2 separate regions of the Homo sapiens genome follow, and region 2 is linked to region 1. A link is an interaction called in ENCODE POLR2A ChIA-PET data of the cell type or tissue named here. Cell type or tissue: Caco-2. All regions are shown on one strand. Each heading gives the region's core, and the rest is flanking DNA. Links, peaks and the distances in the headings are about the cores only.

Region 1 (4,400 bases), core at 250-4,249:
TACTAAAAATACAAAATTAGCCGGGCATGGTGGCGCATGCCTATAATCCCAGTTACTCAGGAGGCTGAGGCAGGAGAATCACGTGAACCCAGGAGGCAGAGGTTGCGGTGAGCCAAGATCACACCATTGCACTCCAGCCTGGGCAAGAAGAGTGAAACTCCGTCTCAAAAAAAAAAAAAAAAAAAGGTGTGAAATTTAGATATTAATTGTGTTTTGTTCATCTAATTAGATGTGTGAGTTAAGGAGTATAAAATAAGCCACTAGCTACTTTCTCACAAGATACAATAAATCTATCAGACTGAAGAGCAAAACAGCATCAGTTGTAATCAAAATAATATATGATATCATGTCATGATGTCAGAAGAATACATTACGTTATTTCCAAGGGCTCTCCTCAGAAATTAGATTGGGAGATTGGCTAAATCCTCAGATCCTACCTGTCCCTCCACAAGAAAAGCTAAGCAGGTATCTTGCAATACACAATTTAAGGTGAAGCCATAATGATTACCTAGTTATCTCTCACTGTACAATTCGTAACATCTTTTTTTTTTTTTTGAGACAGAGTCCCACTCTGTCACCCAGGCTGGAGTACAGTGGTGCAATCTCGGCTCACTGCCACCTCCACCTCCCAAGTTCAAGCAGTTCTCTGCCTCAGCCTCCCAAGTAGCTGGGATCACAGGCGCCCACCACCACGCCTGGCTAATTTTTGTATTTTTGTTAGTGACAGGGTTTCACCATCTTGGCCAGGCTGGTCTCGAACTCCTGACCTCATGATCTACCCGCCTCAGCCTCCCAAAGTGCTGGAATTATAGGCATGAGTCACAGTGCTTGGCCAATTTCTAACATCTTTACACCATTCGATTTTATCTTTTCTCTGCTCAAAATAAGCACTGCAGTATAAGCTATTGAATGTCAATAATCAATTCCTTGGCAAGATTACCTGATAGAATAACAAAAATTGCTCTACAACAAACAAAACCTTTGATCTCTCATAAGAGATATATGCAGCCACTCACTTCCAAACATCAGTATGTCATCAGTAATCAACAAGCAATATTGACAATGTCCCTAGAAACTCATGGAAAGGCCTCTAGGCCTAAACAGAGTATAGTCAGTCCATTGCCCTCAACTGCCTACAGCAAGATATGCAATTCTGTGATTTTTATTAGGATAATCCCCTTGTAGACATTGTTGTGGCTTTTTGGGACTCCCGAATTCTTTGCCCAGTGTGGAACATGCATCAGAACCTTCAGTATCCCTTTCCAATATCTGTCCTCCCTAAGGTGCACCCCTCCCATTATGTGCACACCCCTTAGATGGATGTGCAGGAGTGTCCTCACAAATATTTGAGAGGCCCCTTCTGGTGTGTGGGTGAGCAGGAGGTCAAAAGAGAAGGTGGAGCCAGCCTGTAGGCAGTGGCTTCCTTTTGTACTTATGCCCCAGGTCCTGTAAATATTACCTGTTTCCCTGGATGGAACTGGAGTGGGCCCCACAAGGGGCTAGGCCTAGAATAGAAAGTTGTCACTGCATAGAGAAACTGAAATGTGTTGTTCTTTTTTAGGGTTCATGTAAGGATCAATTTGCCACTAGCCTACTTCCTTGTGGAAGCTGCATATTTGAATCTTCTGGTAAATTTATATGATTGCCATAGAATAAATTTTTATTTAAACCATAGGTTATTTATATATCGTGTCTTACATAGAATTTAGAAAATCTATTTCCAACTGTTACCCTTATATGAGATAGATGGACAGACTGAATGTCTCTCTATCTCAGACATACTATAATCTAATTCCATTTTAGGGAGCAAAGATTCTTGTTATACGCACACAGAATGAAAGTTGGGGTGTTCCATTTGATTACTATAATTAACGTATCACACTGCTTTTGAGAATTCAAGGAAAGCACTCTCCTCAGAGAAAATGAGAGATGGCCTTTCTGTTCTCCAAACTTTATGACAGGCATATATTTATCAGAGACATCGTCTACATTTCCTGAGATTCCCTCTGCCCTCACAGGACTAGCTGCTGTCTCAGCCATGCGCTCAGCTATCTGACCACTTTGGGACCTGCATGGTTTTGCTGTGAGGGGCTGACCAGTTGCTTATCCAGGATGTTGGCCCTTCTTGGCTGCTGCCATGCCAGTCAGGCATTTCGAGTTTCTGTCTCCTTTCATCACTTGAGACTTGGATGAAACACCACACTAGAGAGCATGGTATCTGGCTTCCCAAATGACTGCTGAGGGATCCGGATGATGCAATGCAGAAAGCTGGGTGTTAACCACACTCGGGATGAACTTTGGCCTGTAGAAATAGGAGATGCTGGGAGTGTGACAGATCAATTACCCCACTTCCTCCTCGTTGCCTGACTGCCTTCTCCTTAACAGTTTTTTCATGTAGCCTACCCATGCATTGCTTCCCATCCTTTCCTGCCACATCTCCCTTTTTCTCACTCTCACATTCCCAGGCTTACCCCTAAACAAATAAAGCAGTAGCACCCAATCTCCCTCAGAATTTGTTTTCTAGTAAACTGGGCAAAAAGGCTCACTATATGAATTGAGAAAGATAAAATTCTGAGACTGTAAGGTACAAACTCAAGTAGCCTTAGGAATAACTGATAAAGACCTATTTTTAAATCAGTATCTTCAAGTGGCATGTATAATAATAATTGTTTCAATATTATTTTGGAGGCACTATAGTGCTTGGATATAAATTTCATTTCTTTTCCCTTTGACTCCTAAGACTCTCCCGTATATCATAATTAATCAAGTATAGGTGCAGCAATATGCAAAGCCTTGAAAACACTAAAAGGGGTTATGACATTTTCTCTGTCCCCTGTCCTCATAATATAGTTATTAGAGGGAGACCACATATAAGTAATGACTTGCATGGTTTACATTAAAGTGCTGTGCTGCAGAGAAATGGGGAAATAAATGAAGGTCTCAAGTATCTAGGAAGACTTCATGATGGAGATGAAACTTTCAAAGGGAGTTTTAAAGGATGAATAATACCTGAATTGGTAGAGGGGAAACAGAAAGGTGCTCCTGGTGAGTTTCAAGTCCAAGTGAAGATGTGGAAATGAAATTGCGTATGGTACTTGTGATGGACTCACTATTTCTGGATTCTTCGTAACGGCATCCCACAGGGCTGCAGATCCTCTAAATCTCATTTATAGAACCTAGGTTAATCTATATGATATAAAGAAGATTCATAATCTGATCACTTTCTTTTTCTTTCTTTTTTTTTTTTTTCAGACAGAGTCTTACTCTGTCACCCAGGCTGCAGTGCCGTGGCACAATCTCAGCTCATTGCAACCTCAGCCTCCTGGTTTCAAGTGATTCTCCTGCCTCAGCCTCCCAAGTAGCTGAGATTACAGGCACATGCCACCAGGCCCCACTAATTTTTTGTATTTTTAGTAGAGATGGGGTTTCACCATGTTGGTCAGGCTGATTTCAAACACCTGACCTCAGGTGATCCACCTGCCTAGGCTTCCCAAAGTGCTGGGATTACAGGCATGAGCCACGGCTCCCAGCCACAATCTGATCATTTTCTTAAAACAGCAACAATGTTCCAGTATATAATCTGTGAAGTTTTGTTGGTCTGTGATTTGGTTTGGCTGTGTCCCCACCCAAATCTCATCTTGAATTCCCACTTGTGGGAGAGACCCTGTGCGAGGTAATTGAATCATGGGGGCAGGTTTTTCCCCTGCTGTTCTCATGATAGTGAATAAGTCTCACGAGATCTGATGGTTTTAAAAAGGGAAGCTTCCCTGCACAAGCTCTCTTATCTGCTGCCATGTGAGACATGCCTTTCACCTCTCGTCATGATTGTGAGGCCTCCCCAGCCACGTGGAACTGTAAGTCCATTAAACCTCTTTCTTTTGTAAATTGCCCAATCTCGGGTATGTCCTTATTAGCAGCGTGAAAACAGACTAATACAGTTTGGGAGTAAAATTAGAGAATTTAATTTTGGCTGGGCATGATGGCTCACACCTGTAATCCCAGCACTTTGGGAGGTCGAGGTGGGCAGAATGCGTGAGTTTAGGAGTTTGAGACAAGCCTGGGCAACATGGCGAAGCCCTGTCTCCACAAAAAATACAAAAATTAGCTGGTTTTGTTCCTGCATGCTTGTAGTCCCAGTCACTCAGGATGCTTGAGGCAGGGAGGTTGAGGCTGCAGTGAGCCGAGATTGTTTAACTGCACTCTAGTCTGAATGACAAAGCGAGACCCTGTCTCAAAAAACTTTTTTAAAATTTTATTTGAGGACAGCTTATTTGAGAACTCCCAATTCAGCATAAAAAGCTTTACTTGGCCAGGTGCAGTGACTCATGCCTGTAATCCCAGCGCTTTGGGAACCTGAGGCAGGCGGATCATGAGGTCAGGAGATCGAGACCATCCTGGCT
Region 2 (4,400 bases), core at 166-4,165, 220 kb before region 1:
CGCCAGCCCATGCCGTCACCCTCACAGAGCCCCGGGTATGCTTGACCATTGAGGGCCAGGAGGTTAACTGTCTCCTGGACACTGGTGTGGCCTTCTCAGTCTTACTCTCCCTGTCCCGGACAACTGTCCTCCAGATCTGTCATTATCTGAGGGGTCCTAAGACAGGCAGTCACTAAATACTTCTCCCAGCCACTAAGTTGTGACTGGGGAACTTTACTCTTTTCACATGGCTTTCTAATTATGCTTGAAAGCCCCACTCCTTTGTTAGGGAGAGACATTCTAGCAAAAGGAGGGGCCATTATACACTAGAATTAGGAGAAGGAAAAAGGGTAAATATATACACAGACTCTAGGCATGCTTACCTAGTCCTCCATGCCCACGCAGCAATATGGAGAGAAAGGGAATTCCTAACTTCCGAGGGAACACCTATCAAACATCAGGAAGCCTTTAGGAGATTACTACTGGCTGTACAGAAACCTCAAGAGGTGGCAGTCTTATGCTGCCAGGGTCATCAGAAAGGAAACGAAAGGGAAATAGAAGTGAACTGCCAAGCGGATATTGAAGCCAAAAGAGCCGCAAGGCAGGACCCTCCATTAGAAATGCTTACAGAAGGACCCCTAGTATGGGGTAATCCCCTCCGGGAAACCAAGCTGCAGTACTCGGCAGGAGAAACAGAATGGGGACCCTCATGAGGACAAGTTTCCTCCCCTCAGGATGGCTAGCCACTGAAGAAGGAAAAATACTTTTGCCTGCAGCTAACCAATGGAAATTACTTAAAACCCTTCACCAAACCTTTCATTTAGGCATTGATAGCACCCATCAGATGGCTAAATCATTATTTACTGGACCAGGCCTTTTAAAAACTATCAAGCAGATAGTCAGGGCCTGTGAAGTGTGCCAAAGAAATAATCCCCTGCACTGCAGGCCATACGTTTCAATCCCTGTATCTTTAACCTCCTTGTTAAGTTTGTCTCTTCCAGAATAGAAGGTGTAGAAGTATAAATGGTTCTTCAAATGGAGCCCCTGATGCATTTGAACTACTGCGGACCCCTAGACCGGCCTACTAGCCCATGCTCCAATGTTGATGAGATCGAAGGCACCCCTCCCAAGGAAATCTGAACTGCATGACCCCTACTATGCCCCCAATTCAGCAGGAAGCAGTTAAGAGCGGTCGTCGGCCAACCTCCCCAACAGCACTTGAGTTTTCCTGTTGAGAGCCGAGACTGAGAGACAAGACTAGCTGGATTTCCTAAGCCGACTAAGAATTCCTAAACCCAGCTGGGAAGGTGACCGCACCCACCTTTAAACACGGGGCTTGTAACTCAGCTCACACCCAACCAATCAGATAGTAAAGAGGGCTCACTAAAATACAAATTAGGCTAAAGCAGGAGGTAAAAAAAAAAAAAAAAGTCAAATCATATATCACCTGAGAGCATAGGGGGAGGGACAATGATTGGGATATAAACCCCAAGCATTCTTGCCGGGAGTGGCAACCCCCTTTGGGTCTCCTCCCATTGTATGGGCTCTGTTTTCACTCTTAAATCTTGCAATTGTGAGAAAAAAAAACAAAACAAAACAGTAGTTGGGTTTTTTTTGGTTTGTTTTACTTAAAATAATGATTAAAAAAAAAAATCAGCAGTAGCCCCTTCTACTTTAAGTGACAGGTAGTTGGGATTGCTATCTTTGCTTCCGGCAAACCCATGGAAAAAATGAACCCCATAAAGTTTGGGGGAAGAGAAGAAAGCATTAAAAGCAGGACCCAATCACAACAACAGAGGTTCTCAAACTTTCTGGGAGTATAAACATCACCTTGGGTACTTACTTTAAAAGCAGAGTCCTTGGATGCCACCCTAGACCCAGCCCATGATTACAATTTCTAGCACCCTCAGAAAATTCTGATGAGGGTCATCCACAGACCACATGTGGGTAAGCATTACCTTAAGACATGAGAAAAAGTTAAGAATAGAAGCCTCATCTGTTGAATAGCCACAAAGGAATACAAAGCTTTAATGTAAATTGTTTACAATTAAGTTGCTCTCACCCAAACCTTACCAAAATCAGGAGACTGGAATTGAGAGAGAGAAACGGAAAGGAAAAACTTTAAATTCACTTCACTATAGGAGAGGATGGCCCTGAGTAGAATTCCGCAAGAAAACAATGGGCAGCAAGAGGGCAAAGTGGCAGCACTCACCATGTGGGAGACAGGGGAAAGAGATAACAGGAAATGGAAATATGATTACATGACAGAGGAGGTGGCATAAATCTATACCCAAATCTTACAAAGGACTATCTGGAAGGAGAAATGAGGGCTATACAGAGATCATATTTTCTGATGCAAATTTTAGGAAGTTTGATCCGCTATGGAAATTTGCCTAGTTCATGTATGTTTATAAAAGTCTTAAAAAGTATAAAAATTAAAACAATTATTTATCAAATAACTTTCCTTTAGCACAAGAATATATTTATTCAAATTCCAATGTGTGGCCACCAAGGCCACATATCACACATAGAAGCAAGCAATGGTGAGCCATGACTACTAAGAGTCATGGAGAAGAGTTTCAAACCAGAAATAGCACAAGAATGACCAAACATCATGTGTGTGATACTGACAATCAGCCTAAAACACAGTACGAGAAACTGCTGATGTTCTACACTTTTTGGGTTCTTACCTTCCTTCCTAATGCATAAGGTGACATTTACTAGAAATTTGTTTTCTCGCCAGGCACAGTGGCTTGTGCCTATAATCCCAGCGACTCAGGAGACTGAGGTGGGAGAACCACCTGAGGCCAGGTGTTCAAGACCAGCCTGAGCAATACCTCAAGACTCTGCTCCAAATTTTTTAATAACCAGGCATGGTGGCACATACCTATAATCCCAGCTACTCAGGACAATGGTTCTTGAGCCCAGGAGTTCAAGGTTACAGTGAGCTATGATCACACCACTACACTCCAACCTGGGTAACAAAGCAAAACCCCACCTCTTTTTTTTAAAAAAAAAAAAAAAAAGGAAATTTGTTTTCTCTATTAAAATGTCATTATTGCCACTGAGTACCTCCTACTTCTTGCTGTGCTTCCATCTTCAGAAACCAATATAGTTTGAATATTTGTCCCTGCCCAAATATCATGTTAAATTGCAGTCCCCGGGGCTGGAGGTAGGGCCTGGTGGGAAGTGTTTGGGTCATGGGGGCAGATCCCTCAAGGTTTGGTGCTGTCTTTACAACAGTGGGTTCTCATGAGATCTGGTCATTTAGAAATGTGTGGCACTTCCCCCTCCCACACCCAACCTCAACTCTTGCTCCTGCTTTTGCTATGTGAAGTGCCTGCTCCCACTTCATCTTCTGCCATGATTGTAAGCTTCCTGAGGTCTTCCCAGAAGCTGATGCCAGAGTTATGTTTTCTGAACAGCCTGCAGAACCGTGAATTAATTAAACCTCTTTATAAATTATCCAGTCTCGGGTATTTCTTTATAGCAATGCAAAAATGGTCTAATATAGAAACTATTTTAGCACTCTATTCTTATTACTCCTTTCTATGTAGTTTACTGCAACAATGACAGTATTGCATAACACTATAAAGCTAAGGGCTTTACAATCATTACCTTATTTCCTTCTCACTTTAATCCTGTGATGTAGGTGTCATTACCCCTATTTAAAACATGAAAAAAATGGTCCAGAAAGATTCAGTAACTTGTCCCCAGTCACAGGAACAGTACATGATACAGCTAGGATTTAAACCATGACTGTCTGGCTCCAACACTCCTAACTAGGAAGCAAAGATTTCAGTATACTCAATGATGGCCACACAAGGAGTACAAATTATTACAAGAGCTCAGTGGTGTTCATCTCTAGCTGAAAGAACCCTTCATTGTGGAGGCATTTAAACTTTCCCTTCTTTGGAAGATGGTAAAATTTCAATAGTCAAACAGAGGAAGAAAGCACAAGGATTTTCCCATCTAATAAGCAGCATAAAATTGGCTGAAGCATAAAGCACATTCAAGAAGTCATAGAGAACAGCTGAAAGCCTTGAATGCCAAATAAGAGATTGTTATTACTTCAATAATCAATAGAGAACAATAGAATCAAAACAGTATTTTCCATGTTCATTGCTTCTACCAAAAGTCAAAATCTAGCAGTGTGTACTTTAAAACTTTGTTGATTCTCCAATGTGGATGAAATCCCAATTCTTAAACACAGCACCACTCTACATTTTCACCTTCTTTAACAGCTGTTCCCAGACACATTAAGTTATGACAATTCCTTATACACACCATGTCCTCTTATGTCTTCCTGTATATATCCCCTGTCTAAAATGCCCTTCTCTCCCTGGAGGCAACCAGTCTAAAAGTCACTTCTATAAAGCCTTTTCCTATCTTCTTCAAGAATTTATGGCTCTTTCTTCTGC

What was found. ChIA-PET counts read pairs that join two places held together with the same protein. Peaks named below come from ENCODE experiments on the same cell type or tissue, not always from the same donor. Only the 100,000 strongest peaks of a DNase experiment are listed, where the experiment ranks them.
Region 2: POLR2A ChIA-PET joins it to region 1 with 9 read pairs; 3 of 35 experiments call an interaction of 5 or more read pairs at or near these places.

Annotation. Positions count from the first base shown.
Region 1 is chr2:177,185,662-177,190,061 of GRCh38, reverse strand. No RefSeq gene overlaps it. Among named protein-coding and RNA genes, the nearest start is that of MIR4444-1, 25 kb to the left of the region's middle. RefSeq lists an enhancer at 1,837-3,036. In Caco-2, for the core only: no CTCF peak of the experiment used is centred there; DNase peaks (open chromatin) are centred at 1,391 and 2,271.
Region 2 is chr2:177,406,398-177,410,797 of GRCh38, reverse strand. All of the region lies in intron 1 of AGPS (alkylglycerone phosphate synthase), which reads right to left. Among named protein-coding and RNA genes, the nearest start is that of AGPS, 16 kb to the right of the region's middle. In Caco-2, for the core only: no CTCF peak of the experiment used is centred there; no DNase peak of the experiment used is centred there.